Regions from separate parts of the Mus musculus genome. Here region 1 is linked to region 2. Evidence: chromatin loops called from intact Hi-C (ENCODE). Cell type or tissue: left cerebral cortex. All regions are shown on one strand. Links, peaks and the distances in the headings refer to the core of each region. The heading gives the core; the rest is flanking DNA. Region 1 holds the start of Gm52100 (a long non-coding RNA gene). Region 2 holds the start of Abhd6 (abhydrolase domain containing 6).

The links. Hi-C counts contacts between places; a loop is a spot of excess contacts. Peaks named below come from ENCODE experiments on the same cell type or tissue, not always from the same donor. Only the 100,000 strongest peaks of a DNase experiment are listed, where the experiment ranks them.
Region 1: a loop joins it to region 2, with 2.4 times the contacts of the local background. A loop is called at or near these places in 2 of 42 quality-filtered maps.

What each region holds. Positions count from the first base shown.
Region 1 is chr14:8,054,717-8,070,597 of GRCm38, forward strand. It overlaps Gm52100 (a long non-coding RNA gene), which reads right to left and starts at 8,825. Exons shown (of 3, transcript XR_003951032.1): 1 at 8,789-8,825; 2 at 8,374-8,447; 3 at 5,772-8,243. Abhd6 (abhydrolase domain containing 6) reads left to right here. Exons shown (of 9, transcript NM_025341.4): 9 at 755-2,054. The coding sequence ends at 928. It overlaps Gm41094 (a long non-coding RNA gene), which reads right to left and starts at 893. Exons shown (of 2, transcript XR_874211.2): 1 at 701-893. In left cerebral cortex, for the core only: no CTCF peak of the experiment used is centred there; DNase peaks (open chromatin) are centred at 7,273, 7,930, 8,421 and 9,895; H3K27ac peaks cover 3,002 bases.
Region 2 is chr14:7,993,691-8,009,571 of GRCm38, forward strand. It overlaps Abhd6 (abhydrolase domain containing 6), which reads left to right and starts at 9,198. Exons shown (of 9, transcript NM_025341.4): 1 at 9,198-9,273. Gm30244 (predicted gene, 30244) reads right to left here and starts at 10,364. Exons shown (of 2, transcript NR_168596.1): 1 at 10,175-10,364; 2 at 9,802-10,024. It overlaps Dnase1l3 (deoxyribonuclease 1-like 3), which reads right to left and starts at 492. Exons shown (of 8, transcript NM_007870.3): 1 at 140-492. The coding sequence starts at 295. In left cerebral cortex, for the core only: CTCF peaks have their summits at 3,894 and 8,479; DNase peaks (open chromatin) are centred at 3,898, 7,253, 7,707, 8,215 and 4 more places; H3K4me3 peaks cover 2,955 bases; H3K27ac peaks cover 3,315 bases.

The sequences.
Region 1 (15,881 bases), core at 3,254-11,253, 60 kb after region 2:
TAATTGTAGAAAGGGAGAATGTAGAGAAGAGAGCGGCCATGGCCATGAGGAGGGAGGGGAGAAGGGAGTGGCAAAGAGGGAGAACAAGAGGGTAAGAGAACAAGGATGTTGCTAGGTAATTGTGGGAAGGAGCATACCTAGCTGTTGCCAGGTAACTGTGGGGGTGGAGTCCAGACAATACCAGGAACAATACCAGGAGCTTGGGGCATTGCTGATAGCCTCACACCTCTCTGCAGGGGGCTGTGGGAGGCTTTAGCTGCCTTGGGAGCCAGAGGCCCAGGAGGCCTGGAACTCCTACAGTCCTATGAAGGCGGAAGTCACCGCCCACCAGGGCTCCAGGGTTCCAGGCCTGTGCTCGACCGGGAACCAGGCTGTCTGTGCACAGTTCACCGGGCAACAGGCCCCGTGGTTCTCCATCTTCCTTCCACCTCCTCTTCCTCCATCTCTCGCTCAAGACCTCCAGTCCCACCTTTCCCTTCCATTGCCCAATCATTAGCTCTAGCCTTTTTTTGGCCAGGGAGAATGGGGAGAAAGTTCGGTGAGATCTCCTAATCTACATTTGCGGGGGGGGGGGGGGGGGGGGCAAGCCCCTCTTGAGGAAGCAGAATGAACATCAGAATACAAACAGCCCCAGGGTGACCCACAACAATTGTGAGTCCTATGTGGGCAGAGCAGAAGCAGGAAGTCACACTGTACTTACAGAGATTAGAAATGCATGAAAAATATATGTTTCTTTCTTTCTCGTCCTCTGCAGGTGCTTGATGTGTCCGGGGCAGACATATTAGCCAAGTCAATCTCTAACTCCCAGGTAGAGGTTCTGGAAAACTGTGGCCATTCGGTAGTGATGGAGAGACCGAGGAAGACAGCCAAGCTCATTGTCGACTTTTTAGCTTCTGTGCATAACACAGACAACAAGAAGCTGAACTGAGGCTGTTGCCACAGCTTGCATTGTGCACACAGCATCTGCTCCCATCCCCAAAACCTGACACAGTAACCACTCTCAGGGATCCTGCCCCAAATGCTGTCTGAGCACCAACAGCCCTGAGGAAGCCAGTTGCCTATCCCAGTATCCTTGGTTCCACAGAGCATCAGGGGCCACAAGAAACTCTCCAGGATCCTTTTTTTCAAAATAGAAACCTAAATGGAACAAACAAACAAAAAAAAAACAAATAAAAAAATCTAGCCATGAAGCCTACCAGAAGTCTTCAAGTTCATGTCACTGAGAAGCCAGTGCTAGGCAGCCACCCTGGACCACGAGCACCACGGACACTTTCTTTAAGACATTCCTCATACATTAAACATCATCTATTTCCGTTGTTGTTGTTGCTTCCGATGTATCCTCTGCATGGTCAGTGGCTTCTTCTACAGGAGCTTTAGTCATTTACTGAAAACTCTTGTTTAGAGCTAAGTCAAGTTTTACATATAGGCCACGTGTGAATGCAGCTGCCCGTTAACCCAAGACCAGGGAAGAGACAGCGAACTGTGGAAGAGGTTTCTGCCTCGAGGCCTGATACACAGGAGGCTGAGGCAGAAGGATCCAAGGTCAAGGCCTGCCAGACAGGTACAGAGTGAGTTCAAGGCCAGCCTGAGCTACTGACTGAGAAGAGAAAATGTTTCTACCTTTTTTGATGTAGAAATGTACATGGGGGGTGGGGTGGGGCATTGCTCCACCTCGGTCAGCCCTAAGAATTGACCAAGAGGGAGAACATACAGACTGATGAGTTTGGGCACCCACAGATCAGATGCATCTGACCAACCACAGAAGAACACCTGACTGGGAAGGTGCTCTAGGAATGATTTACAACTTTAGAAATAGGACTAATAAAGCAATAATGTGCTAGACTTCTGTCTAATCAGACTGGAGGGTCACACCAAGCAGCTCATGGGCATCTTTTCTATTCTGCTGTTCTACTGAAAACCCTTGGAAGTAAAATACCGGTTTGTTAATGAATTCTGTGAATTCAGTGAACAATAGTGTGATTGAAAAAAAATAGTCCAAACAGCTGTAAAAGAGACCACAATAATGTGAAATAAATTTACTAAGTCTAGGCTGGCAACACCCAGGTACTTTTTATTTCTTAGCTCCCAATGGGCTGTAATATTAGTAGATTTCTGTTCACTGAAAAATGTGCGTATCTGCAGGGACATAAGAGGAGGCCAGAGGTTGAGGGTTGGCATCATATGTCTTTCTCAGTCACCCCCCTCCTTATTTTTAAGACAGGATCTCTCAGTGAACCTGGAGCTAGTAAAGCCCTTGTATCCTCTTAACACCCAGCACTGCGGTTGCAGGCGCATGCTGCTGTACTCAGTTTTTTACACGGGGGCTGGGGATCCAAACGTGGGTTCTCATACTAGCACAGCAAGCCCTTTCCTGAGCCCTTTCCTCGGGCCATAAAGTGTGTTTTTTTTATTGCACATTTACTGTGATTATGTTTCGGTGTCTGGTTTTCCGTAGGGTAGAATAAGGTGGGTGCAGGGGCTAGTGGAGCTGCAGTTACAGGAGGAGTAGTATGCTGCCTGACATGGGTACTGGGATCTGAACTTGGATCCTCTGCAAGAGTGATGTGTGCTGGTAAATGCTGAGCTATTTACTCCATCATCCTAAGTGTCTGGTTTTTAAAACTATTTGTTACACATACAGTTTTTTTTTTTCAGACATTTACGTCTGAGTGAGGGCGTTAGATCCCTTAGAACTGGAGTTATAGACATTTGTGATCTGCCATGTGAGTGCTGGGAATTGAACCTGGATCCTCTGGAAGAGCAGCCAGTGTTTTAAACTACTGAGCCATCTCTCCAGCCCCCTACACGTGTTTTTAGAGTACTGATATTATCTCTCAAAAGCAGAAGTCAGGATCGTAGGATCAGAGGTGAGGAGGATACATCTGTCCCAACACTGGAAGTAACTGGCACCAGCGGGACCCAGGCACGCAGGGACTCCGCCAAACCAGTGGCACAGGTTCCTTCTGGTCTGTCTGGGCCGATGCCCTGAGCAGGCCTTGGGCACAAACTCCTGTCCGCAGCCAGCTCCACAACACCCAGAGGAAGATCTACTCCCAGGCACTCTAACACACCCAGGATTACAAGGACAGCTTGACTCTGAGGAGTTCTGACACAACCAGGATCACAGGAAGAACAGGCTCCAGTCAGATATAGCCAGGGCAGGTAGCACTAGTGATAACCAGATGTCTGGAGGCAAGCATAAGAACATAAGCAACAGAAACCAAGGTTACTTGGCATCATCAGAACCCAATTCTTCCACTATAGCAAGTCCTGGATACACCATCACACTGAAAAAGCAAGGTTTGTATCTAAAATCACTTCTCATGATGGTGATAGAGGACTTTAAGAAGGACATAAATAACTCCCTTAAAGAAACACAGGAGAACACAAGTCAACAGCTAGAAGCCCTTAAAGAGGAAACACAAATCCCTTAAAGAATTACAGGAAAACACAAACAGGCAAAGGAAATGAACAAAGCCATCCAACATCTAACAATGGAACTAGAAACAATAACGAACTCACAAAAAGAGACAGCCCTGGAGTTAGAAAACCTAGGAAAGAGATCAGGAGTCATAGATGCAAGCATCACCAAGAGAATACAAGAGATAGAAAAGAGAATCTCAGGTGTAGAAGATACCATAGAAAACATTGACACAGCAGTCAAAGAAAATGCAAAAAGCAAAAAGCTCCTAACCCAAAACATCCAGGAAATCCAGGACACAATGAGAAGACCAAACCTAAGGAGAATAGGTATAGAAGAGAGTGAAGATTCCCAACTTAAAAAGAGCCAGTAAATATCTTCAACAAAATTATAGAAGAAAACTTCCCTAACCTAAAGAAAGTTGCCCATGAACATAAAAGAAGCCTACAGAACCTCAAATAGACTGAACCAGAAAAGAAATTCCTCCGGACACATAATAATCAGGGCAACAAATGCACTTAATAAGGATAGAATATTAAAAGCAGTAAGGGAAAAAGGTCAAGTGATATATAAAGGCAGACCTATCAGAATTACACCAGACTTCTCACCAGATACTATGAAAGCCAGAAGATACTGCGCAGATGTCATACAGACCCTAAGAGAACACAAATGCCAGCCCAGGCTACTTTACTCAGCAAAACTCTCAATTTTCATAGACGGAGAAACCAAGATATTCCATGACAAAACCAAATTTACACAGTATCTTTCCATAAATCCAGCCCCACAAAGGATAATAGAAAACACCAACACATGGAGAGAAACTACACCCTAGAAAAAGCAAGAAAATAATCTTTCAACAAACTCAAAAGAAGATAACCACATGCCAAGCAGTGGTGGCACACACCTTTAGTCCCAGCACTTGGGGCAGAGGCAGGTGGATTTCTGAGTTCAAGGCCAGCATGGTCTACAAAGTGAGTTCCAGGACAGCCAGGGCTACATAGAGAAACCCTGTGTCAAGAAAAGAAGAAGAAGATAGCCACACAAACATAATTCCACCTCTAACAACAAAAATACAGGAAGTAACGATCACTTTTCCTTAATATCTCTTAATATTAAAACTAATATTACCAACATATGCTAATTAATTGAAATTCAAAAATATGAGGAAATAGAAATCTGTTGGCTGTCATTCAGTGGTCTCTCTAATTTGGTAATTGGAGAAATAGGTCCAGTGTTGTACTAACCATATACTTTCTGCTTGTTTGACAGTGTCTTGCTATACATCATAGAATGGTCTTGAGGTCATGCTTCTCCTATCTCAGCCTCTCTATTAGTAGGATTGTTTATTTGATGTTTTTACTCAATACTTTGGTTTTCAGAACAGCTTACATATTTCAAAATTATTTATACAACCAAAAGAAATGTAGACAATTAACTTGGGAGGTGGCTTGTAAGAGAACAACAAAGAGTGAGACTGAATGTCTTGCTTAATATTTATATTGTATCAATATAAATCAAGAAGAGGACCTTATAAGTTACTCTTTTTCTGAGATGAATGCTTTTCAAATTCATCACAGCCAGTGAAACAGAATCTTGCCCTCACCTAAAGTCTGTGCCATCCTTCAAGCAGAACCATTGTTCATTGAAACATTTGATTAATGACTTCATGGATAGATCATCTTAATACACACACCATTTCTAAAATGAATGTAACCTGTTCCCCGGCAGGTCTAGCCTGAGAGAAGAGAACCTGGTCAGTTGTGGGATGGTGACAGTCAGGGCCCCAAACACACCCAGGCAGGGAGTCTGTCAAAGCAGGAACTCAAAACTCGCTTTATTGTATCAGTCTTTTGTTTATATAGGGTTGAGGAAGGAGGTGGGAATTTTTGGTGAGGTGAGATGACATAGGGGATGGGGAAGAGTGACGGAGGGTATAGGGTGAGATGACGAGAAGTGTGGGGTGATCTCACGGGGCCTATAAGAAATTGACACATCAGCGGAAGCTAGGCAGAGGCAGGCTTAAGCAGGTTGTGCTGAGTCACTCCAATATGGAAGTGAACAAGACAGGTCTCTAAACTCGAGTAAAGGCTCAGACTTCCTCACTAGGCCTCAGTATCTGGCCAAATCAGGCCCAACACCAGTAGGCTGAAAATAATGACAATCACTCAAGTCAAATAGCTTTGACCAGGCCGGTGTTGGTGCACGCCTTTAATCCCAGCACTTGGGAGGCAGAGGCAGGCCGATTTCTGAGTTCGAGGCCAAGCCTGGTCAACAAAATGAGTTCCAGGACAACCAGGGCTACGCAGAGAAACCCTGTCTCAAAAAGCCAAAAAAAAAGAAAAGAAAAAAAGAAAAAAACAGCTTTGACCATAGCCGGAAATACATATCCAAATAATCATGCCTACAATTCATTCTTTGGAGCAGCAGAACTGTCAACTCTTAGCTTAGCTACTATGGAGGTAAAATCCTTTGGTGATGTGAGGGACATTGAAGTACAGCCTTATTACAATGAACTCCAATGTCTAAAAGTTGTTATTTTGGGTTTGTACCACAGTAAGAGCCAAGATATTAAGCTCTACTAAAAACAAAACAAACAAACAAACATCAAAAACAAATGGTTTGGTATGACAACAAGATGTGCAAATGTCGAAATTAGTTTAACCATATCATTAACACCATATAATAGTAATGTTTGTTTGTTTACAGAGGGCTTATTAGATAACCCTGGATGGCCTGGAATTTGATGGAGGCCAAGCTGTCTTTGAACTCACAGAGACCCACTTGCCTCTGCCTCCTAAAGGTTTGGATTAAAGGTGTATACAACCAAGTTTCTGTTATAGCAGAGACTGAAGGAAAGGCCATCCAGAGACTGTCCTACCTGGGGGTCCACCAAATATACAGTCACCAAACCCAGACACTATTGCAGATGCCAAGAAGTGGTTGCTGACAGGAGCTTGATATAGTTGTCTCCTGAGAGGCTCTGCTAGAGCCTGACAAATACAGAAACAGATGCTCACAGCCAACCACTAGACTGAGCATGGGGTCTCCAGTGAAGGAGTTTGAGAAAGGTCTGAAGGAGCTGAAGGGGTTTGCAACCCCATAGGAAGAACAATAATATCACCCAACCAGACCAGAACTTCCCAGGGACTAAACCACCAGCCAAAGAGTACACATGGAGCCACCCATGGCTCCAGACACATATGTAGCAGAGGATGGCATTGTCTGGCATCAATGGGAAGAGAGGCCCTTGGTCCTGTGAAGGCTTGATGCCCCAGTGTAGGGGAATGCCAGGGCGAGGAGGTGGGAGTGGGTGGGTGAGTACCCTCATAGAAGCAGGGGGAGGGGAGATAGGATGGGGTGGGGGCAGGAAAGTGGATAACATTTGAAATGTAAATAAAGAAAATACCCAAGAAAAGAAAAGAAAAAAGTCATGAATATTTGGCAAATTCACACAAGAAAATGAATGTATGGTTTATTCTTGTTTTAACAAATGTTTGAAAGTTTTATCAGTACAATGATGTTTATTTTAAAGTCTCAGAGTGATAGCCTATTAAAAATGCAAAAGAAAAAGGACAGCAGAAGTCATCAGTTTGCTCCTTTTCATTTGCTTCTGTTTTTTATAGTTTAAATGGAAATCCATGGTGAGATGTGAATGTTGACTAGAGAAGCATGCGCTATAGTTCTTAGAAAAGATACAAAAACTGACCTCTAGCTTGTGAGGCGCAGCCGATGCACTGATCAGGAAAACGTACAGGTGTGAATGCATGCGTTAGAAAAGAACGGCTGAAAATGGGCAAAATTAAGCTTCCACCTCCAGGAGCTAAAAGTAAAGTGAGACAAGGGAGTCCTTCAACAGGAGAGAGAGTCTACAGAATCTGTTCTGTTTCTCAGAGGAACTAGGCAGTGGATGTTTGTGCATCCTGATCTTCATTTACCAAGAGTTCCCAGCCTCTGGGCAGGGGGTGAGTCTCTATCTGGGTGGTGAGAGATGGGTTGCTATCAATCACTAAAGAGGCCCTGCAGATCAGTTTTGGAACAGCTGACTCCTGGACATAGAATTTCTTCCTGGTGAGGGTTAGAAGCCCCTCCCCCGGGGGTGGGGGAGGTGTAGTGTGTATACTCATAACCATAGGACCTGGAAGGAGGAGGCAAGAAGATCATGTGACCAGAGCAAGCCTGTCCCAAAGCACAGAGGGGCGTGGGGAGAGGGATCTGCCTTGTGGCAGGGTTTGAGCTGTCACCTACCTGACTGGAAGAACTGAAGGGACTGTGGCCAGCTCCAGCGTTGCAAGCATGACTCTGGCAGGCCTTGCCCTTCTCTCCATTCTCTCTGCCTTGCTAAAAACTGTTAGATTATATTCTGAAAGCTACTCCCCAAGGTCTATTCCCTAATTTAGCCACTTCCTCCTCCTAGAGCTGACTGTCTAGGTCCAACTATCAAAGTACTGAAGCCCACAAGTCCTCTTTGGCTCACCTAATTAACAAACCCAGTTAAAATTAAACACCTCCTTCTAACAGGCTCTCCCAGTTTTTCTTTATAAAGCACCATTTGCCTATGTGTTAGTCTGTCTCCCTCTATCCAAAAGCAGTCCTTTGACCCACTCCAGAACAAACACTCCCCTAGGCCTCTCCCTTGTCTCCTTTCTCCCTCTTCTTTGTTCCCTCTGCCCCTCTTCCCCTTCCTCTACCTCCTGTCTTTGTCCCTCTGGGCAAATAAATCTCCTTTGTACTGAGAGCTTGGTCTTGGGGGTTCTTTTCAAGAACAGTAGGCAGGTTTTGCAGGAGGACATGGCCCCCACTCCCTCCACTGTCAACAGAAAACCTGGAATAGAAGTCATGAACCAAGAATATGAGTTGTTTTTGATAAACACATAAAATAGGTTTTCCAGTTCTCTGCTGGTTCAGCCATGCCGGGAGGTCCCTTGCACCCTGTTTCCTGCTTCAGTACTCACAAAAAGCGTGCTAGTTACTGCCAGCTAGCCTCCTCCACACCAGATCCTGCTGGGCTCTGTGCCTTTGCTGAATTCTGAAGAAGAAAGGAATCATTCATTCCAGCCCTTCCTGCAAGACTGCCAGAAAGTTCTGGGATAAAAACAAAAAGCCCCAGCAGACTCCTTCCCCCTGCATGGAGTTAGGACCATCGGAGTCCTTGCAGATGGAGCCCTCTGGGCAATACTGAAGATACCGAGGGACAAGCAATGGTGAGAATATTTGCCATCAGTCTGGGCTTTTTGTCCAGGATGGGGGGACAACAAGAATGACATTGGTACTGGGTGACATATGCCAGATTGAATGTTCAAGTCTGCCTGTTCAAGTCTATGTTCTGCAAGAGCTCCTGTGATGGCCCATATCCCAGGGAAGTCATACCTGCTCTCTGCTCTGCTCTCTGCTTTCTGCTCTCTGCTTTCTGCTCTCTGCTTTCTGCTCTCTGCTCTGCTCTCTGTTCTCTGCTCTCTGCTCTGCTTTCTGCTCTCTGCTCTGCTTTCTGCTCTGCTCTCTGCTTTCTGCTTTCTGCTCTCTGCTCTACTCTGCTCTCTGCTCTACTCTGCTCTCTGCTCTGCTCTGCTCTCTGCTCTGCTCTGCTTTCTGCTCTCTGCTCTCTGCTCTGCTCTCTGCTCTCTGCTCTGCGTTCTGCTCTCTGCTCTACTCTGCTCTCTGCTCTGCTCTGCTTTCTGCTCTGCTCTGCTCTCTGCTCTGCTCTGCTCTCTGCTCTCTGCTCTGCTTTGCTCTGAGGAAACTCTCAGAAAGTACTGGGACTGGAATACCTTCCAGGTGGGGCAACATGTCTGAGGCTACTGTGTTTGTCTGGTCCCCTCTTCTGTCTCCTGCCTTCCTATGCCTTGCCTGGTATCAGCCACCCATGGGCACAGGCAGTTACCCCTAGTTACTGGAAACATGGCTCTGCTGTTTTCTATCTCTTCCAGTGTCACTCTGAAGCCACATAGTAGACTTCCTGGTTAGCTGTCAGGGGCTTAAAAAGTAGAAGGTGTTTTGATGGGGAAGGAATGAACAAAGTTGGGACAATAGCAAAAGCCTCAAACTACCAGCCAAGGCCTGAGCAGAGCTGCCTGGAACAGTACTTGGGCTACTGTTCAAGATCCCTGATACCCCAGGGCTTTGTGGTTTAGTATCACCCACATTCTCTAGGCTGATAACAACCACAGTGTGGGCCTGTCCGGTCCTATGCCTGTGGTGGCAATAGGGGTCTGGAGTCACCATCACCGATATCAGAAAGGAAGAGACATCAGACTGCTGAGCTGCTGCTGCTCTGAACACCAGTGGGAACTGTTCCTTTCCGAGTTTCGGGATCTTTGGTTCCTAAACCTTCAGGGTAGTGAATGGGAACCTTGGGCCATACAGCTCCATCAGGTGATGGGAATGAAGGATTCTGACAATCCCAGTGGCTCAAGGCCAAAGCTAGCTGGGACATGTGACTCTCATTGGCTGAAACACAACTCCTGGAAGGTGACTGCCAAGACGACTGTGAACCTAGTTCCGTAATTCCTCACCAAGGCTCTCAGGTCTGAATGTCAATTCAAAACCATCCCTGTGTAAAAGGACCATGGGACTGTATATGCCAACTCAATGCATAATCAATCCGACACGCTCATGTTTCTGCTGTCAGTGTAAGTTGGATGACATAGGAAACAAGTCTTTGCTTCACAATGGTTTGGGTGAGGAGACCACGATTCTGTTCTGTATGTTTGCTTAGTTTCAGAGTCACAGATAAAGAATGGGAGCCTGCTCTCCAGGTTTCAGCTCTTCTGTTGGAAGAAGTGGGTAGCACACAGCAGAAGAGAGTTTTCCAGCATGGAGAAGGGACAGCCTGAATGTGGTGTGTGCCATAGCACCCTCTTCCTGACCATCAGTAGCTTGCCCTAATATTTTAATTATCAATGTCAATAGTACATATCACTTTTATTTTCTAAATGTTAAGAAGAAAGGTACCTATGCCTCCTGCCCTCCCCTCCCCCATCATTTTTTTGGGGGGATGTCTGTGCATGCAGACACATATACATACCTATAAACATACATACCTATAAACAGGTACTTTTGTGGGTTTAAAAAAACAAAAATGGCATTGGAAATGTAAATGAGCTAAATACCTAATAAAAAATGGGAAAAAAAAACAAATACCAAAAAAAAAAAAAAAACATAAATGGAAGCCAGGCAGCGGTGGCACACGGCTTTTTTTTTTTTTTTTTTTTTTGGTTTTTCGAGACAGGGTTTCTCTGTGTAGCCCTGTTTTGAAAAACCAAACCAAAACAAACCATAAATGGAGTTATGCTGGGAATTATTGTTGCTCCTGCCACCTGCTTCTCTTACCTCTGTACCTTTGGTCTCTTCTAAATCTAACCCCACAGAGCCCCAGGTTTCTGTAAGGGAAATGCAGAGTTCTCCAGATAAGATGCATCTAACCATTTATAATGGCAAAAACCTGTGATTCCAGCTACTTAAGAGGCTAATACACGAGGGTGACAAGTTGGAAGTCAGCCTGTGACATCCTATCTCAGAATAGAATGAAGCGAGCTAAGGACAGAGCTCCATGACAGAGTCCTTGTCCTGTGAGGCTCTGGAAGACAGGAGGGGGATTGGTGCTAGAGTGGGGTAAGGGACTGTGTTTGAATAGCTACGGTCCCACAGGCTCATGTGTTTGAATGCTTGGCCATAGATGGTGGCACTATTAGGAGGTGTGGCCTTGTTGGAGGAGATGGGTCACTGTGGAGGTGGGCTTTTATGTTATATATGCTCAAGTGATGCCCACTGTGAGACACACACTCTTGCTGCCTGCAGATCAGGATAAAGAGCTCTGGGCCCCTCCAGAACCTTGTCTGCCTGCCTGCTGCCATGCTTGCCACTATGATAATGACGATTGACTAAACCTCTGCAACTTTAAGCCATCCCCAATAAATGGTTTCCTTTCTAAGAGTTTCCCGGGCCATGGTGTCTCTTCATAGCAGTAAAACCCTAACTAAGACAGGGACAGATTCAAGACCCACACCAGGAACCAATCCATTTCAGTACAGGATGGTTGGATTTTCCTGTACTGAGGTCTGGAGGGTTGTTTTTGTTCTCCAAGATCTATCTAAGGAGAGTCTCCCTCCCTCTCTCTCATCATTTACAAGCTTAGCAAAGCTGGCTGAGACACAAAGTGACTGACTTTGGTGCCAACAGGCACATATCTGCAGAAGTGAGGGCTCTGAAGCAGAGACTAAGCCATGCTCTCATTAAGTGTTAGAGGTGTTTGGACCTGCAGCTCTAGGTCAGGGCGTCTAATCTATTGTGATCCACTGAGCTGCTGCAAGAATCCCTGCCCGCACAGGCCACTCATATCCCTCCAGCTCCCCTTTAGTAACTTTTGGGATCCAGCCTTGCTGTACACGGCTGCTGGCTCAGCTGACTGACAGGCTGCAACCACCCTTCTCCCACCTTTTTGTGGCTGCTCGGTAAAACAAAAGGTACCCAGTAAAAATTTAATGTCAGATGAGTAATAAATACATTTTTAATAAAAGCATTTAATTTGTGTCCTACTGATTGTTTATTTAGAACTTGGATTTACTGGGTATCAAGATTTAACTGATAATCCTGGTTTTTTGTTGTTTTGTGTGGTGTGTGCATGTGTGGATATGCATGTACATGCGTGTACACATGTGTGTGTGTGTGTGTGTATGCTTAGAGGAAGCCATTCAGCGTCCTGCTCCATTACTGTATGCATTACTCCCTTGGGACGAGCCTCACTTAATCCAAAGTCTACCTTTATGCCAGGCTGGCTGGCAGTAAGCTCCTGGGACCTGCTGCTTTTTATCCCACAGGTTTGCGTGCACCTGAACTCATGTGGTCTCCTACTGAGCCATCCCAGGCCAAACTTCACAGATTTTGTTGTTGTTGTTGCTTGGTTTGAAGGTTGGGGTAGGAAAGAGAGACAGGGTGAGCCATGTAGCCCAGGCTAGCCTTAAGGTCTCCATGTTCTTGTCTCAGCCTTCTGAGTTCTCAGGTGACAGGCATGCGCCACCGTACAATGCATTCTTATGTTCATTTGCTGCAGCTGAAAGCAAGTGGCCACAGACAAGGAAGGCTTGATCTTCCTTTGAGATTGCCTCAAAGATTGCAAGTCTTTTATACTCCAGAGCCCTGTGGGGTACAGACTTCAGAGGAAGCCTGTTGGAGGTCAGTCTGGTGCTACAAATACAGAAGCTAAATTCTGAACCCCAAGATCTGGTTGCCAGACAAATGAGAGAATTCTCACATACATCACCTTTGTTGTGTAAACCTTGCTCCCCAATTTAAAGTTAATTGATTAATAAAAGGCTTAAGCCTGTGAATGAGCAGTGGACAGAGTAAGGCAGGACTAGAGGATCGAGTGAGGGCTCTCAGAAGAGATCAAGGGGAGGAGAAAGAAGATGGAGGGAGCAGGGGGTCACCATTAGATGGGATAAACCAGAAGCACGTGGCCGAGAGAAGTACACCATGAAGCCAGACTGATGGAGCAAAGCAGCCGAAGCAAGACTCAGCCAGCAAGCAACGCAGCGCATACAGTTTGTACGTAGCTCAGACTCAAACAGCCAGCAATGCAGGGCATACAGTTTGTATGTAGCTCAGAAACTCCCTGTAGTGGCTATTCCTGGTTGTCAACTTGACAATATTTGGAATGAACTACAATCCGGAATTGGAAGGCTCACCAGTGACCCTTATCTGGAGGCTTGGAGATCCTTATCTGGATCTTGGTTTGAAGATCTTGATCCATAGTGGCTATGGATTCCAGAAGATTGAATCTCCGAGTTTAAGGAACACACCTTTAATCTGGGCTCCACCTTCTGCTGGAGACAATATAAGGACATTGGAAGAAGGGAGTCTAGCTCGAGCTCTTGCTCCTTCGCCTGCTTGCTGCGTGAGACTGAGTAACTGCTAGATCCTTGGACTTCCATTCACAGCTGCGACTGAACAATTGTTGGGAATTGGGCTGCCGACTGTAAGTCATCAATAAATTCCTTTACTATTTAGAGACTATTCATAAGTTCTGTGACTCTAGAGAACCCTGACTAATACAGAAGTTGGTACCAGGAGTGGTTCTAGAGTAACAGAAGTACAAGGATGAATCTTTTAAAATACTGGAATTGGCTTGTTGATCCACCAGCACTTTCAAATATTGAAACCTCTCCAGATTCTCTCCCTCCTGGGAGCTCAGAGAATTTTGAAGACCCATGGTTGAAACTATATTCCGAACTTAAAGAAGCTAATGACCTTGATTTTCTTAATGAATTAGGTGATTCAGTGCATAAAGCTTTCTACAAGATGGGGAAAAAATCGGAAAATGATTTTACTGGCTGGCTGCTCTTAGTATCTGTGGAAAGAATGATGAATGAAAGGAAGGAGTTGTGTGATAAAATCGAAAGGCTCCAGACACAAGTAAACGATCTAAAAGTTGCTAAGTGTGTCCTTGAGGAGAATCTTCTCTCTTGTAGCAATAGAGCTCAAGTTGCAGAAAATCAAACAGAAACTCTCATTGTAAGGTTGGCTGAACTACAGCGAAAATTCAAGTCTCAGCCTCAGAGTGTGTCGACAGTTAAAGTAAGGGCTCTAATTGGCAAAGAATGGGATCCTACAACATGGGATGGGGATGTGTGGGAAGACCATGTTGAAGCTGAGAATTTTGAATCCTCAGATTCTCAAGGGTTTGCCCCACCTGAGGAAGTAGTACCCTCAGCCCCACCTCTTGAAATAATGCCTTCCCCACATGAGGAAATTAATTTTGCAGAGTCTGCTCACGGCCCACCAATAGTTTCTTCTAGACCTGTAACCAGACTCAAAGCAAAACAGGCTCCTAGAGGGGAGGTAGAAAGTGTAGTCCATGAGGAAATTCGCTACACTACTAAGGAGCTTAATGAGTTTGCTAATTCATTCAAGCAGAAACCTGGTGAATATGTGTGGGAATGGATTTTAAGGGTGTGGGATAAGGGTGGAAGGAACATAAAACTAGAGCAGGCTGAGTTTATTGACATGGGTCCTCTGAGTAGAGATTCTAGGTTTAATACGGAAGCTCGCATAGTTAAAAAAGGTGTCAAAAGTTTGTTTGAATGGTTGGCTGAGGTGTTTATCAAAAGATGGCCTACTGGAAATGACTTGGAGATGCCTGATATTCCATGGCTTAGTGTTGATGAAGGGATTTTAAGACTTAGGGAAATTGCAATGCTAGAGTGGATATATTGTGTAAAGCATAATTGTCCACAATGGGAAGGTCCAGAAGATATGCCTTTCACCAGCTCTATAAGACGCAAATTGGTGAGAGGGGCACCAGCACATTTGAAGGGTTTTGTTCTTTCCCTTTTCCTTGTGCCAGATCTTAGCATTGGAGATGCTTCTGCTCAATTAGATGAATTAAATTCACTGGGTTTAGTTGGATTCCGAGGTAACAAGGGCCAGGTGGCAGCATTGAATCGCCCGAGACAAGGTGATTCTAGTTATTATAATGGACAGCGTAGACAAAAGAATGTTTATAATAACATACCCAGTAATGGTCAGCACAGGAGAGGTGAAATTTATAATGGCATGACTCGGTTGGACCTTTGGTACTGGCTAACCAATCATGGTGTTTCCAGGAATGAAATACATAGGAAGCCTACTGCATATTTGTTTGATCTGTATAAGCAGAAAAATTCTCAAACAAATGAAAGAAAGGCTACATTAGATCGTGGTAAACAGCCAAATGAAAGAAAGGCTACATTAGATCGTGGTAAACAGCAATCTCGGCCAGTGAATCAATTTCCAGACTTGAGACAGTTTGCAGATCCAGAACCCCTTGAATGAAGGGGTGGCCAGGTTCCGCTGAGGAAGGATCTTGATAAGACACTCAAAGGTTTTGCTGTTACCCTTTCTCCAGTTCTTCCCTAGAGGGACCTACGGCCTTTTACAAGGGTAACTGTACACTGGGGAAAAGGAAATAATCAGACTTTTCGGGGTCTGCTGGATACTGGTTCTGAGTTGACACTGATCCCAGGGGATCCCAAGAAACATTGTGGCCCTCCAGTTAAAGTAGGGGCTTATGGAGGGCAGGTGATTAATGGAGTTTTGACTGATGTCCGACTCACAGTAGGTCCAGTAGGTCCCCGGACACATCCTGTGGTGATTTCCCCAGTTCCAGAATGTATAATTGGGATAGATATACTCAGAAATTGGCAGAATTCTCATATTGGTTCCCTGAACTGTAAAGTGAGGGCTATTATGGTTGGAAAGGCCAAATGGAAGCCTTTAGAGTTGCCTCTGCCAAAGAAAATAGTGAATCAAAAACAGTATCGTATTCCTGGAGGAATTGCAGAAATTACTGCCACTATCAAGGACTTGAAAGATGCAGGGGTGGTGGTTCCCACCACATCTCCGTTTAACTCTCCTATCTGGCCAGTGCAGAAAACAGATGGATCATGGAGAATGACAGTTGATTATCGAAAACTAAATCAGGTAGTAA
Region 2 (15,881 bases), core at 3,894-11,893:
GGTAATGGAGTGACCATCATCATTAGCCACCTTCTAAGCCTGTCCTTACCTCCCCCTCACCTCCAGGGCAACTTCAGACCCCTGGAGTCCACAGCTGGGAGAAGGTGCGAGTGGTGTCCAGGACAGGAACATGACTCACCTTCACAATGATATCCATGGCTTCATGGTTTTCCTTCTTGCTCGCTCCAAAGGACCTCACATTGAAGGAGCAGAGCCTTAGGGCCAGGGTGTCATGGAGGGCAAGGATGAAGAGCAGCAGGGAGGCCAGGCGTGGGGAAGCTGGGTGCAGGGACATCTTTGCACTCCTGGGACTTCAGGCTGGATGAAGACAGTGCCTGGCTCACTGACTTATAAAGCAGGCTGATAACAGGAATTACTGGATCCCTCTAGGTCACTTTCACTTCTCTGAGGAACTCACCATCACGCGTTTCAATCCCCAAGGAAATGAAGGTAATGGGTTAGCCATTAGAGAGGCCTCTGGTTTTCTTGTCCTCATGAGGAAAACGTCATGCTGCATTTACAAACCAGCCTCCTTAAAAGCCACTCATAATCTCAGTGGGCAGGGGTGGGGTGGGGTTAGCTCTGATCTCTAGGCATGTCTCCTGTGGTAGCCATGGGCCTCTCCCTGAGAGTTGATGAGCTTGGCAATGTTCACACAGAAGGAACTGGACTGGTGGAGCCACCTGCTGGGGGACAAAGACCTGGTGAACAGTCACCACTGGACACATCTATGCAGTGTCTCCTTAGCAGTCCCCGTGGGTGCATAAGGTCAGGTTTAGTTTGAATTCAGTGAAGCAAGGATACCTTGGCATCTGAGGAAGGTGAGGTGGAGATCCCAGGAGCAGAAGCGTCACAGGCTGAGGCCCTCAGAGGCAGCAGAGATAAAGAGCCAGCAGGAAAGTCCCAGGGTGGGCAGGGCTGGGTCGTGTGACCCAAACAGGTGTTTCCAGTGTCTGACGCAGCTGTGCGAAGCAATGTGTGAGCAGCCAGACAGCAATCCTGCGACATGCACACACTACTGTGTCATCACATCTCATCAGCAGCTTCAGGCTTGCGGTGAGAAGCACAAGCTAACGTTGTGTAATTCTAGCAAAACTCATGTGTGTAAACCAAAGCACCAGGGATGGGGTGGTGGAGCCGCACCCACGTTCCAGATCCTACAAAGCTGATTGGCTAATACCACCGCTCTGACTGAAAACTCAAATTCTCCTGCAGCCATCTTCAGCGCCCTTTAAAGGCCACCCATTGCCAACACCTGTGCTTGACCTCACATCCTGTGACAGTCAGGTAAACCCCTGTTGGAATACATGGGCAGAGCCCTAGCTCCCTCTAACCAGGAATCCAAGAATGTCATCAGGTGGCAACTAAGGCCAATAACATGGGTTTTTCTGCTTTGTTGAAGCCACCTACCTGGTATTCCCACCAATGTTTTCTTTTGTTTTGTTCCTATAAAAACATCCTGAAACTAGGGGCTGTAGAGATGGCTCAGAGCTTAAGAGCACCGAATGATCTTTCAGAGGGTGCCAATTCAACTCCCAGCACCCACATGGCCATTCATCATGGTCTGGAACTCTAGTTCAAGGGGTCCTCTTCTGGCCTCCACAGACACCAGGCATGCACAGGGTGCCAGACACCCATGCAGACAAAACACCCATACGCATAAACAAGCAAACAGAACCCCAAGATGTTATCGTGTAGAAACTCAGTATCTGGGAAGCCTAAATTTATGCTTCTAGGCCACCATCATTCATATCTGGTTCTCTTAGTCCCTATTCTCTCACAGTGGGAGCTGTATTCTTGTGGACCCCTTTGTACCAGCTGATGAAACAGGCTCTCAGTTTCAGCCCCACAGGACAGAGTATACGCAGGCTGTACTTGCACTGAAGAGAACCACCATAGGAAGAGAAGGCTCACGTGTCATGCTTTCAAAATTCTTTGAAATTTCCTTTTTCTCCTTCTCTTTTTCTGAAACAGGACCCCTAGCTCAGACTGACCTCAAACTCCGTATGTAGCCAAAAATAACGTTGAACTTCGGATTCTCCTGCCTTCACCTTCTGAGGGCCCCTGCTCCCCCTTCTTGTGCTTTGGGAGGTCAAACCCACAGCCCCAAGCATGCTAGCAAGCATCCAACCAAGCAAACGACCTCTCCATCCCCTTAGGGGCTCTTGTTTGGCAGAACGGCCATATTTCTTGGTAGGTGCTCCAGATCATGCACACTTCCTCTCCCACTGCCTCCCTCTCGCCCCTTCCACTCCTCACCCCTGCTTCCAGCCCCAGGTGTAACACCCCCCTAACACTAGATCAGTCTAGTTGAGAATGTTGGTGTGGAGGTCAGAGCAAGTGTGCTTCCAGTTACTGGCTGTTCAACCACACACAAATAACTAAACCTCTGTGACCGTTCCCTCACTTTAAAAATGGGCAATATTTGCTCCCATATAGTACAGCTGTGAAAGTTAGTTTTTAACTAAAACGCTAACTTAGCACAATGCCTAGCCTTTCATCTGTGTGAACAAAATATTGTTATCTGTGAACTGGAGAGCCAGTCCAGTGGTCAAGAGAACTTGCTATGCAAGCATGGATTTGACTTGGGAGCCCAGCACCTGTGTAATAACTTGGGCGTGGTTTTTTTTGTTTTTGTTTTTTTGTTTTTTTGTTTTTTCGAGACAGGGTTCCTCTGTATATCCCTGGCTGTCCTGGAAGTCACTTTGTAGACCAAGCTGGCCTCGAACTCAGAAATTTGCCTGCCTCTGCCTCCCGAGTGCTAGGATTAAAGGCGTGGTCCACTAAGCCCGCCTGACTGGGCGTGGTCTCATATATACCTATAGCCCCAGGGTTGTGAGGGATGGAGACAGGGACTTGTTGGCTGTCAGTCTAGCCAAAAACTGTGAGCACTCCAGGCTCAGTGAGCCCCTGCCTCAAAGGAATAAGGTGAAGAGTGGTCCAGGCAGACACTGGACACACTCTTTGGCCCTCCACATCTATTGACACACACACACATGAGCCCATGCTGCACTCACCACACTCATCACATATGCAACACGGGGGGGGGGGGGGGAGTTGGGGGGAGGGAGGGAGGGAGGGAGGGAGGGAGAATTGGAGAAGCAGTTTCTAAAATATCATAGGAAAAGCATTGCTATTTCTAGTTTTCAGATGAAGGAACAGAAAGTCAGAGACAAGACATTGCGTTGAGCCCAGCCATTGGTTATGGTGTGACATCGAAGACTTTCATTTGCTTTCTCAAAACGAATTCTCTTGGCTAATTCTTTGTTTATAGGTACAAAAAGACCCGTATAACTTCAGACTTTGCCTGACCAGTCTGTGACTTGGAGCTGGTGATGTTGCAATGCATAGATTATTAGATCTGCCAGGCTGGGCTAGGGAGAGGCCAACAAGATGCTGGTTTGGGGTACAAATTTCAAGGTAATGCCAAACAAATTAAAAAATCAAGGTAATTTCATTACATATTTTGTAAAAATCAAAATTTATTAAAAAAAAACCATAGTGAACAGAGTATCGATCTTAAATAAGGGCACAAATGGGACCTTGCTTTGGCGTGACTCTATCTTCTTCATTTCGCATTAATTCCGCAGCTGGCATCTCATTCCGGAGTTCCGCGTTGGCCCTTCAGGGTAGAAACTAGAGGAAGCAGCGCCCTCGTCTGGCAGGTGGGAGCACGGTTTCTTGGCTGATGAGCTGGCTGTGCCTTCGCGTCTCCCCCCTCAGTGCTAAACACTGTCCCTCAGATTTTAATCAAAAGAGCGCAGTCGGTCAAACGATACCATTGCAGCTCTTTCTCCAGTTCCTCCCTCTGGCAGCTCTTCTCTCTCACTTTCCTCCCTCCATTGCTCTTCTCTCACAGCTTTCTTGCAAACAAACAGGGCAAGGCCTCTGGAGATACTAAAGCAGCTTGTTGGCATCAAGCTGACCTTCCCAGCCTGACCACAAGAGGGCGCTGTGAGGGCCTGGAAGCAGAGGTACGCTAAAAATTATGAAGTTCTTTCACCTACCTACAATTATCTTCTTACCTTGAAATAATCCCAAATGTACATACAAATCTCAAAAACGGTGAGAAGAAATCATATACTCTACCTAACCTTTCCTTTTTGCTAGCTGCTCTGTGTACAAGTTTTTCAATTCAGGTGCAGGATTCAGACAGTGTGACTTTTTACCCTTAAACATCAGGGTGCATGACCCAGGAACAAGTATGTTTTCTTTATATCCAGATGAGTATTACCAAAACCAGGTTTAACAATGATACAGTATTGTTACCTAATCTATAATATTACTCCGGTTTTGCCAGCCAGTTTAGTAATGTCCTTCATAGTACCCCCCGTCCCCCGGGATCCCATCTAAATTACGCATCTGTGTAGCAGTCTTGCCTTGGGTCCCCTCTAATGTCACAACTGCGCACTGGCATTCCTGACAAGCCAGGCTCGCCACCTGTCCTCAATGGGCCTTAAAGAGAAGTGAAAGTGAAAAGCAGAGAAAGGAGATCCCTTCAGTTGGTCACACTGGGAAGAGGGACAACTAGGACAGTGACTACCTGGAAGGCAAAAGATATGCATCATTAACAGTGCAGGCTAGCCAGGTGGTGGTGGTGCACGCCTTTAATTCCAGCACTCGGGAGGCAGAGGCAGGCGGATTTCTGAGTTCGAGGCCAACCTGGTCTACAAAGTGAATTCCAGGACAGCCAGGGCTATACAGAGAAACCCTGTCTCAAAAAAGCCAAACCAAAAAAAACCAACCAACCAACCAAACAAACAAACAAACAAACAAACAAAAAAAAAACCAGTGCAGGCTAAGGTCTGACCCTGCCTGTCACAGATGCATCACTGTCTAGTCTGATCTGAAAAGTGGTCCCACATTTTGTCAGAACTCCATGAAATCACTTCCTGGGAGGCAAGTCGCCCCCCTCTGCCTGACAGGAGACTGGTCTGACAGTATTTCCCTTAGAACATCTTTATTCTCACTCGAACATTATATGACCCCTCCCTCCATCATAACTTTGACTATCTGAAAGCACACAGTCCAATTATATAGTAAAAGCTCTCTGAATGTGTCTAGCTCTCTCTCTCTCTCTCTCTCTCCCCCCCCTTCTCCCTTCCTCCCCCTCCCCCACTTTTTTTCTGGTCTCAGGTAGCCTAGGCTGACTTTAAACTTGCCATTCTCCTGTCTCAATGTTTCCTGTACTGGAATTACAGGTATGTGCCACCGTGCTTGTCTAGAAATAATTCTGTGAGTCACTGTGATGGCCTTTGTGTATGGTAGCGGTTCTAGAAGAGTGTTTTTGGTGGTAATCACTGCCAAATGACAGAGCCAGGAGCGTTTCCCTCAGAAGCTCCTGGTTTGTGTTAGGGTAAGAAGCTCCATTTTGATTCTGACGAGTTTCAAATACACAGAAACACCAAGCTCTCTGGACACCCAGACTGTGGCATAGGGGTCCCCAGTGGATTATGAGTCATGTTCTCGGAGCATCATATCTTCTTCTGAGTCATCCTACATTAGGCTTCCATAGGTTAATCCATCAGAAGCCACACCAGCTGAAAAGGCAGAGTAGGAAAGCAGGTTGGAGCAGCTGTCAAACCTCAACTAAATGGTGACTCACAAGTGACTCTCCAGGTGGGAATGACACTCTAAGACAGGGAATTCCTCTGTAGAGGAGAGCCTCCGAAGAGGCCCCCAGACCAAACTTAGATGCAGGTCAGTGCCATTCCAGTCCATAGTGTTCTGATTTAAGACATCAGCTCTGGACACTTTGACACGAGTAGTTCTTGATGTGGTATGTGGAATCATTGTACACAGTGGGGCTTTCCAGACACTTTCTCAACAGTTTGCCCTCACAAGGGTGGAGGTTGCGTTACGGAATATGATTGATAGAACTGTGTTAAGAGGTGGTGGAACCATTAAAACAAGATTAATGACTAAGAGGGAGCAGTCCTCTTCTACAGGACTGGGCTTGTTCTAGCAAGAACGACACATTAAGCCAGGTGTGATGTCACATGCCTGTCATCCCAGGACTCCACAGGTGTACGCAGGTTGAGTGAGACAGTCTAAGCTACATGGAAGACTATCTCACCTCCAGGTTGTTACAAACCAATCCTCCCACTGGGTTCTGCTTTCTTCTCACTCTGCTTCTTCCTCCCCATGTTTTCTGCAATGTGTTGAAGCAGTCAGTAGCACACAGCACCTCCCTGACCGGACCTTCCAGCCTTCTGAGCCGAGAGACAAGATGAACCTAGTTTTGTTGTTGGTGGTGGTGGTGGTGATGGTGGAATTGTTTATTTGTTTTGTTTTGTCTTGTATTTGTTTCATTTTCAAGACAGGCTTTTCTCTGTATAACAGCCCTACATTTCCTAGCTATATGTATATAACTAGCTCTGTAGACCAGAACTGGCCTGGAACGCACAGAGATCCACCTGCCTCTGTCTCCTGAATGCTGGGATTAAAGTCAAGCAGCCACCACACCTGGCTCTTGTTTCTTTATAAATCAGCCCAGTATTCTGTTATACCAACAGAACTCAGACTAAGAAAAGCATGAAAGGATGACCAAAATGCCTTCTGCCTTAACTCAGAGTTAAGGAATTAATGGGCTTGTCTTCAGTTTCACTGAGTTTTCTGGGTCTCTGAAATATCTGTATCCAATGGCCAAAAGTCAGTCACAAATTTGAATTGCCACACTAAATCTCTAGCTCAAATCGCCTTGCGTCCCATTGGCTACTTTAGACTTTCCAGTTTGCCCAAGCGTGATATCAACTCAGTCCCTAGGGTACTAGTTTTGCAACACTAAATAAACAAGTCACAGGCAAATCGGAATTAATTGATCATTCTGGCATTAGGGTTAGGTTAGGACGCAGAGGATGGGCAAGCAAGAAGTAGTAGACATAATATTTATTTTACCTAAGAATTTCTTAACATGGATAAATGTAAGAGGTAAATGCTATACTGTCCCTATTGTATAGTAGGGTATAAGCTGGAGCTGAGAGAGAGTAGACAAATTCTCAGAGTGTCCATTGAGTGATCGGCAGAATTGACATGCCAGAGACCAACCAGTGCCCTCATCCTTTGCTTTGCATTGCCCTAAGGAGCTCCTGTGTAAAGGTGGTACAGAGAAAGTCCAGAAACTGTATTTAGAATTAATTCTGGGACTAAAAGCCAATTCTCTACAGAAAGTCAGTGGAAGCTGTTTCCATGGAGACCCACTCACATCCAACCTAGCTGTGTTCAAATGTAGCCGCAATGGTGAGGAGGCGTCGTCACTAAAATGAGGTGCATTTCCAACAGTCCCCCCAGTTTCTCCAATGTCTCCCACAGGTTGTGAATTCAGTGGAGTCTTTACCTCAGCCTGCAGCATGTGTCTCACAAAGCCTCGGAGGTCCTCCAGAGCGCCAGGTTGGTTGACAGGCCCTTATCACCCCTGCAGTGACTTTGGACAAGTTACCCAAAACTGAGGTTCGGTTTCCCTATGGTTAAACAGCAGACTCACAGGCTGCCGCTGAAAGCAAGGGGGTTAATGCACACAAACCGAAACGTTACGCCCAAACTAGGGAAGGAGGAGAAGTTCCGCCAAAGGCTAACTGCTCACCTGCCCTTAACCAGACCAATCTGCTTGGGACCTGGCCTGAAAAGGGCGGAAAGCCGATCACTCTGCTCTCTACCAGCTGCTTTCTTCTAGCTCTCTTCCACAGCACCTCACTGGCTGTGTTTCAGCATCTGTCACCATTCTCACTCTGAGCTCAGCCTGTTCCCTGCCACTTCGGGATCAAGTGGCTCACACACTGGAGCTGTTTCCACTCCCCGTGCAGCCCACTGTGCCGCCAGCTGCAGTGATAGGGTTACTTGTTTGTTTGGCCGCCCACACAGATTGTCCTATGCTGCTTTGTGATTCACTGTCCCCTCTAACCTCAGTTCACAGGAGAGGGAAGTAGGTGTGCTGCTTGCCTGCCTGCCTGCCTGCCTGCCTGCCTGCCTGCCTCCCTCCCTCCCTCCCTCCCTCCCTCCCTCCCTCCCTCCCTCCCTCCCTCTCTCTCTCCCTTCCTTCCTTTCTTCCTTCCTTTTTCTTCCTTCCTTTCTCTTTCTTTCTCAACAGTTTCGTTGTCCTGCAACTCACTCTATAGACTCAAGAGATCCAGCTTGCTCTGTAGACCAGGCTGGCCTCAAACTCAGAGATCCACCTGGCTCTGCCATTGGAGTGCTAGGATTAAAGGTGTGCCCCACCACTGCCCTCATCGGCTTCTTAAAAATCCATCTCTGTGCTGTGCCTCATGTGTGAACTACTGTGCTCCTGTTCTAAGTCCTGAGGGCTCCCCCCCCCCTTTTTAAAATTAGGGATGTTTTTGCTTTTCTTGACTCTGCTCATTCCTACGGATTTTAGAACAATCTTATGTCCCTTGAAAAGTGCTGTTGAAACTAGTGCTGCAGTTACCCCCAGTCTAACTTCAATGCTTTCCTGAGCCCTGGATTCTGGCTGCATCTAGTAACCAGGGGGAGCCCTTTGTTAGAAATCAGAGTCACACCTCAGGGGTTCTAGATCTGCTTGCCTCTCTGCCCTACCTGAAGTGGGACCTTCAAAAGCATAGGCTATTGAAGACCACAGGGATGTTTCTATTTGGCACGATGAGTGGCCTTTTCTCTTGATCTGGTCACTTGAACTAAATTGCGTTATTGGGTACATTTCATTCTATTCTGAACCGCGTTCCCCTTGGAGGACTTTTTCAACCAGGAGCTTTTTTATATGGTGCTGAGAAGTAAGTCAGGATTGAGTTTTGGATTTGCTTTGGATTTCCTAAGCTCTCAGGGCCAAGACCCTGCATAAATCTTTTTGGTGTGATACTCAGTAGTGCCAGGCAAACAGTAGATGCTCAATAAACGAAACAGTACCCCACGTGCTTCGTGGCTTCGCAGGGCAGAGTGGCTATGCCTGCGCCCTAATGACCCCCCCCCCCCAGCACTTTTTGTGAAAGGGATGATTCGGCTTGGCCAATGGGTGCTCGTGCGGAGAGGCGCTCCGGGGAGGGATACTGACTGTATCTCCGGGTTTGATATTTTTTGAACCGGGGATGGGGAGCGTCCCCTGGAGAGCGTCCTCCAAACAAATTCCAGCTGCTGAGACGACGCCTGATGCGGGCTGGGAGGGTTTTTCTGTCGGAGGGCGCGAGCGAGTGCGTTGCGCCTTTAAGGAGTCAAGCCAAGCCCACTGCCGAGAGCGAGAGTGCGCAGGTGCGGGGACCTGGGACTGGAGGGCGGCGAACGGGCAGCAGGACCGCGGTCACTGAGGTAGGTCTGGTGAGCGAGGCAGAAGGAAAGGCGACGGTGGCTACGCTCTTAGGAGAGGGATGGCAGCCTCCCATTCCTACGACCTGACCACCTGCTCCCACTTTCCGAGACCAGTCCCTTCTTCACCCCAGCATCGCAAGGGTGAATGCAGATAAGTCCCAGATACAAACCTCCCTTCGTATTCCATTTTCCCGCTCTCTCTTAAGGTGCAAATCCCGGGTAAAGGCCTGAGACGTCCCCAAGCCGGGTCTCGTCGCCACTGGTTGGCCGCCTGCCAGCCTCCTTAAACCCAGGGATAGAGTGAGAAGTGGAATCTGCATCCTATTTCTCTTCCTCCTCCGGATGCTCCGCGCTTGTAGCAGCCGCGGTGCCTTTCTCCTAGTGCCAGGATGGATTTAGTCCCGCGCTCCCCCCAACTCCTTGCTTCCTACACCACCCTGGAGCAGGGCTACAACTCGCTCTCCTGGTACCAGGGAATCTCGGCACCCTTTTGAGGATTCGTAGTCTCGTTGATTTAAAAAAAAAATGTCAAAGCTTAAAGACCTTGTTTTTGGAGTTTGAGAGAAAACTGGGCAGGCAAGATGTAAATCTCTGTGGCTGATGGTAGAGGAAGAGGAAGACCCTACCTCGTGTCCTTTGAAGTAGGGTCAAAACAGGCGCAGCAATGGGAAGTCTGCAAGCAGCTGTATGGAAGGAGTTCCGAATGTCTGGGAGTGAGTGTTCAGAATGTCAGGGCAAGCGTGCTTAGGATCTGAAGAAGAGGCGGAAAGGGGGGAAGGGGAAAATTGGATTTTTGAAAGAGAGCTCAGAAAAGCGGGTAAACTGAGCAGTGAAGACGTGTAAGCAGCCGCTTTGTGGGGTCTGTATGTACTTATCTCATGAAGGTGATTATTGTACGTACCATTACCTTAGCAGTCTTCAGGCATATCAGCTTTGCTAAGAGGCGGTCTCCTGGCTAGGTGACTGACAAGTCCAGTTGGATCAATTCTTAAAGACCGTGCTTTACCGGGAGGAAACGCGGTCTTTTTCTGGGAATCAACAAAGACCACCTGCCTCTAGCTTCCTCCCCTGCATATGGCACTTGAAATATTAAAGAAAGGCAATTATGACGCTTCCTTTTCTTAAAAAAAGAATGCGTTGCCAGGGATACCAGAGGTGGAACCCAAAACTCATGATGGGAGGGGCCAGTCCATTCTCCAAGTCCTGTCTGGCTGTCTAACACTCCCAAATGACCTAGTCCCAAATGACCTAGTCCCAAATGACCTAGTCTCATGTCACCTCCCCTACCATGACCAGACTTCTGTACTTCCCCTAACATCTCTCTTCTTCCACTAATATCAAATGTGCCTCCTTTCAAGTTGTGCTTCCCAGCTTTTGGCGGAGTCAGGATGCTGGTCTAACTACTTTGACAGCCAGAACTCGTTTTATCATCCCCGAGGCTTTCTGGTCATCCTAGAGATGCAGATTGTGAAATGCTAGCTGCAGGACAGAGCACATGATTCATTCCCGGGTCCACAGATCTAGGGAGAGACCACATCCACGTAGTGGGGCACAATCAGTCAGCTGTGTGTGCAGGGGATAAGTATTTTGAGTTAGGTGCTAGGTGGTTAACAAAAGGAAGTCCTGCTCTAGCTGGGACCTTGAAAACAACCATTGCTTCACTCCCTGCTCAAAAATCCCTTGTGACTGCCCGGCTGCTCCTAGCTGGTATTGAAAAATTGAATGTAATTATAATGGCTAACATAAAGTTAAGTACTGACTTCCTGGCTCTGTCCTAAGCCACTTAAAGAATGTCACTGGAGTTACTGCCCTGATAGTACCACAAGGTGTGTGTCTGGTTGATACAATTCTTAAGGGACAGTTCTCTGAGACTTTCAAAAATGTCCCTTCCCAAGACACTGAGTTTGACCTCAGTGTCACTGAGCCACTGACTTTCTACCTAGTTTTAAGAACTTCCTTTTTTTTTTTAATTTTTACTAATGTATATGGATGGTTTGTCTGCATGTATGTCTGTATATTATGTGTATGCCTGGTACCTAAGGAAGTTATATGCGGGTGTAAGATTCCCATGGAACTGGAGTTACAGATGTTTGTGAGCCACCATGTAGGTGCTGGGAATTGAACCTGGGTTCTTTGCAAGAGCAGCCAGTGCTCTTAACTGTTTAGCCAGGTTTAGCCCCTGTGGCTAACTTCTTATTTATTAATAAGAAGTATTTATTAATACTCTTGTAATATAGGGAATAGAAATATGGCACCTGTGTTCTTGGTACCAGTTAATTTTTCTAAAGTTCACCTTTATGGGTTGGGGAGTAAGGAAGATAGTGTTAGAACGCTCACCCAGGAAGTGATAGGCCCTGGGTTAATCCCTGGCATAGCTAAATAAGCAAATTATGGTTCTCTGATCATCAGGGAGTCTTTAGCGCTCTCCAAGACAGACAGACAGACAGACACACACACACACACACACACCTCTCTCCATGGAAGACAGCAGGTAGACTGGTTTGTAAAGTAATAGTAGGCTCATTATTTCTAAACCCTGTAACACTAAATTCCCTCACTGCAGCCCAGCAGGACCACAAGGAGAAAGGCTCCTGCTATATTGGTACTGTAATTGCTTTTGTTCATACATAAAAGATTTCCCCCACAGTGAAAGACTTGAGCGCACATTCCCACTCTGCCTGCTATGACCCTGGGCACATTACCTACCCCCTGAGCTTCAGCTTTTAGTAACTGTTCCTACATTAGAGGAGCCTGGTGTGTGGGTCACCAACATGGGTTGAGATTGCTGACCACTACTTGGGATTGCATGAGCTATATTCAATCACAAATAAGCAACTCACACTTTGTACTTGAAAGTGAGTTTGGCCAAGCAGAAGTAAACATTTTTTTTAAACTCAAGCCTATGAAGTTTTGTAAACTGTAACCCATCTCCTAAGATTGCATTGAGAGCAGATTGACTTTCTCTTTCTTGAGCTCCTATAACTGGTAGGCCATGAGCTCTGTGGGGATTTGCATAGGGAGAGTGAGTGTGGACACAGAGATTGTGCAACTGGACCCTAACCCTAACCCTAACCCTAACCCTAACCCTAGCCCTAGCCGTAGCCCTAACCCTAACCCTAGCCCTAGCCGTAGCCCTAACCCTAACCCTAGCCCTAGCCCTAGCCCTAGCCCTAACCCTAACCCTAACCCTAACCCTAACCCTAACCCTAACCCTAACCCTAACCCTAACCCTAACCCTATGCAACTTCATGTGAGGAGCAAAAGCTGCCTTAGAGATGGCCTTGGTTCACAGGATGTGTTGCTGCCACAGCTCTGTCTTGGGGGAAGATTTTAGAACCAAGGATCATATTTGGGGTTGGGAGGGGAAAAAGAAACTGAGCAGCTGAAAGAATACTCTTTACTAGTTTTTGGATGTTTTGGTGACTAGATCAGTTATTGTGCTGTGACTTCAAAAAGAAGGGCAGAGGTGTCACCTTTAAAACTCCGTGTTTGCAGTATACCGAGAGGCAAGTTCTGCAGGCTGTATTCCCCACTCCCCAGGGTGGAAGGGGTGTGGGTGCTCACCCCGGGGCCTTGTACATGTTAGGCAAGCGCTCTGTTATCGAGTGTGCAAGTCCACCCTTTTTTTTTTTAATTAAAAGTTAATTACATGTTTATTTGTGTATATCTCTACATATATACCATGGCACACACATGAAGAGTTGGTTCCCTTCTTCCATCTTCTAGGCCCCAGGGATTGAGCCCAGGTTGTCAAAGTTCATGTCAGGTGCTTCCTTACTGAATGATTTACCAGCACACACGCGCACACACACACACGCACACACACACACCCACACACACCACACACACCACACACACACACATGCACACACACACACACACACACACCACACACACACACAGACACACATGCACACACACCACACACACACACACTCACACACACACACACCACACACAGACACACATAACACTCACACACACACACCACACCACACACACACCACACACACAGACACACACCACACACACACAGACACACACCACACACACACAGACACACACCACACACACACACACACCACACACACACAGACACACACACACCACACCACACACACAGACACACACACACCACACACACACACACACACACACACACCACACACAGACACACACACACCACACACACCACACACACCACACACAGACACACACACACCACACACACCACACACACACACTACCACTGCCACCACCACCATCAGTTTTTCTTATTAATTTTGAGCATCTGACTGGCTGAAGCTGGCCTTGAATGTTTCCTGTGCTGGAAGGCATGGCCTTGGTGAATCTCCTGTCCTAGTTGCAACCCTGTTGCAGCTCAGATTACAAGCTTGCACTGCAAGGCCAGTGGAAAATGTGTTACTTTTTAATTTCTCTGAAATTGCATTTAGTTGGAATACAAATTGACAAATATGTTGAGCTTAGATACTTTAAGACATAAATCTTTATACATTTCCCTGCTCTAGGAAATGTAAGAGGCCATAAAACTTTTATTTTGTGACCCTGTAGGGACAGAAACACTTTCTGGGGTTTTTTAATATACTAACGATTAGCCACATGTTGCTATTTTAAAAAGGGCTTTCAATTAAATTTAAAACTCAGTTCCTGTTTCAAATATGGCCAACAGCTGTGTGAGGCAGGCTTTCATGGAAAGTTCCAAATGGCAACACTGTATAACTTAGACCTCAAGAAAGCCGCCTATTGGTGGCATTAATATCTCCTGCTAAATTGTCTACAGGCCAAGAAACAGAATGCACAGAGGGTGTGTCATTGTGAGGCAGGAGCATCAGAAATCTTCTTACACTTGTTTCTGCTGTACCCCTCCCCCCAGCTTTATCTACTGCTACATTTTGTGCACACTTAGAGCCACATATGGACCAGGCTCCAGTGTAGATCAGTGGTACCGTTCTTTCCTAGCTTTTGTAAGTTTCTGAGTATTTAGACTACCCGCCGTGAGGGGCAGGTGCTCTGAGACCCATATATCTCGTTTGGGCAAGTGATAGGGTTCACTTGCTGAAGTGTCTGCTTCATGGTGAAGGAAGGAGGATGCGCAGTTCCACGTCATCCTTGGCTACGCAGAGCAGGCTTGAGGCCAGCTTGAGGCCAGCTTGAGCTTTCTTGCGGGCCAGCCAACCCACAAGAGTTTTAAAATCAGTATTGTGCCTGCCGACTCTGAGGGAGATGCTGATGTGAAGCCAGGTTTGAAGAGTTGGAAAACTGTAAATTTAGAACCCTTGACAATGGAAGACATCATTTCTGGGTAACTTTCGTGCATAATTCCAAGTTCCTCACTGAGTTTCCATGGTGATGAGATGGGCAGAAGGCTCAATCAGGATAAATTTGTCCCTTGGGAGATGTCAGTTTTGTTTCATTTTGAGACCTTTCTGCTCGTCCTAGTTTGTGAATGGCATGGCTAGGTGAAGGCCAGGGATGTTGAAGGCAGGATAGCCAACATTGCTCATCTGTCACCCATTGTCACTTGCTAAGAAACCTGACATGGACATGCTTCTCAGAACTCGAAGGTGTTTCACCTTGGGTGTGGTTGTCTGTTCATGGAAGAGCAGGAGGCGGTCAGGAGCCCTGGGGGTCAGGTAGTCGTTGTTCCTATGGCTGGATGGGCTGTGTTGGCTAGGTCTCTGGTACTGCAGGGAGGGACAGTGCTGGAAGGGGTGAGCTGAGGTCCCTAACTGCTGCAGTATGGGATCCTCTTGTTAAGCAATTTTCTAGAATAGCAGTAACCTTTGCCTGAGAGTTTTCCAGAAGCGTTGTCTGTTGGCCTAGGAAGTTGGCCTTGTCGTGCAGAGTCTAGGTTTTACACACTTGAGGACTGGACAGCAAGTAAGCTAACCCCTGAGTGTGAGGACAGAAACACCTACCCTCTCTATATAGCTTATGCAGCTGGCCAGGCCTTGAGCAGGGCAGGGCATGGCAGAGGTAAAGGTGTGGTATGCAGCTGCCTGACTGCTGGCACAGCAGGCTGGTCTTTTCCTGCTGTGCACAGGGAGCTCCCAGTTGCCACTCTGAACTTGTCTTGCATCAAGCCATCTCCACAGTAAGGTTCTATGATGTTAAATTCAAAGCTGGTCAGTGACAGAGCAGAGATGTGAACCCAGGTTATGAAATGTAAACCTGGCCCTTGGTGGGCATGAGCAGACAGAGTACAGTGCTCACAGACATGACCTGTAGGTAAGCCAGGGTTTTAAAGACAAGAAGGACCACATGTGCCCTAGAGTCATGGAAGGAACTGATGTATCCACGGCTTGTAGACTCATCTAGGAAAGTGATACTGGGCAGGTGGTTAGTGATAGAAAATGACTCCTGAGGGATGGCAGACTCCAAGCTCCTGGTACCTGGTACTGAAGGCCCTTGCGAACCAAGGAGCAGAAGAGAGGAAAACAGTGCGACCCTGTGGGTCTCAGCTGCCCCCCAACCTGTACCCGCTAGTACACTGTTCTGACATGAATGGTGGTGGGTTGGTAGCTATAGGGACAGAGTTGACACTGGCTGGGCAAACCTATGGACTCATAACTCCCTCACGAGAGACA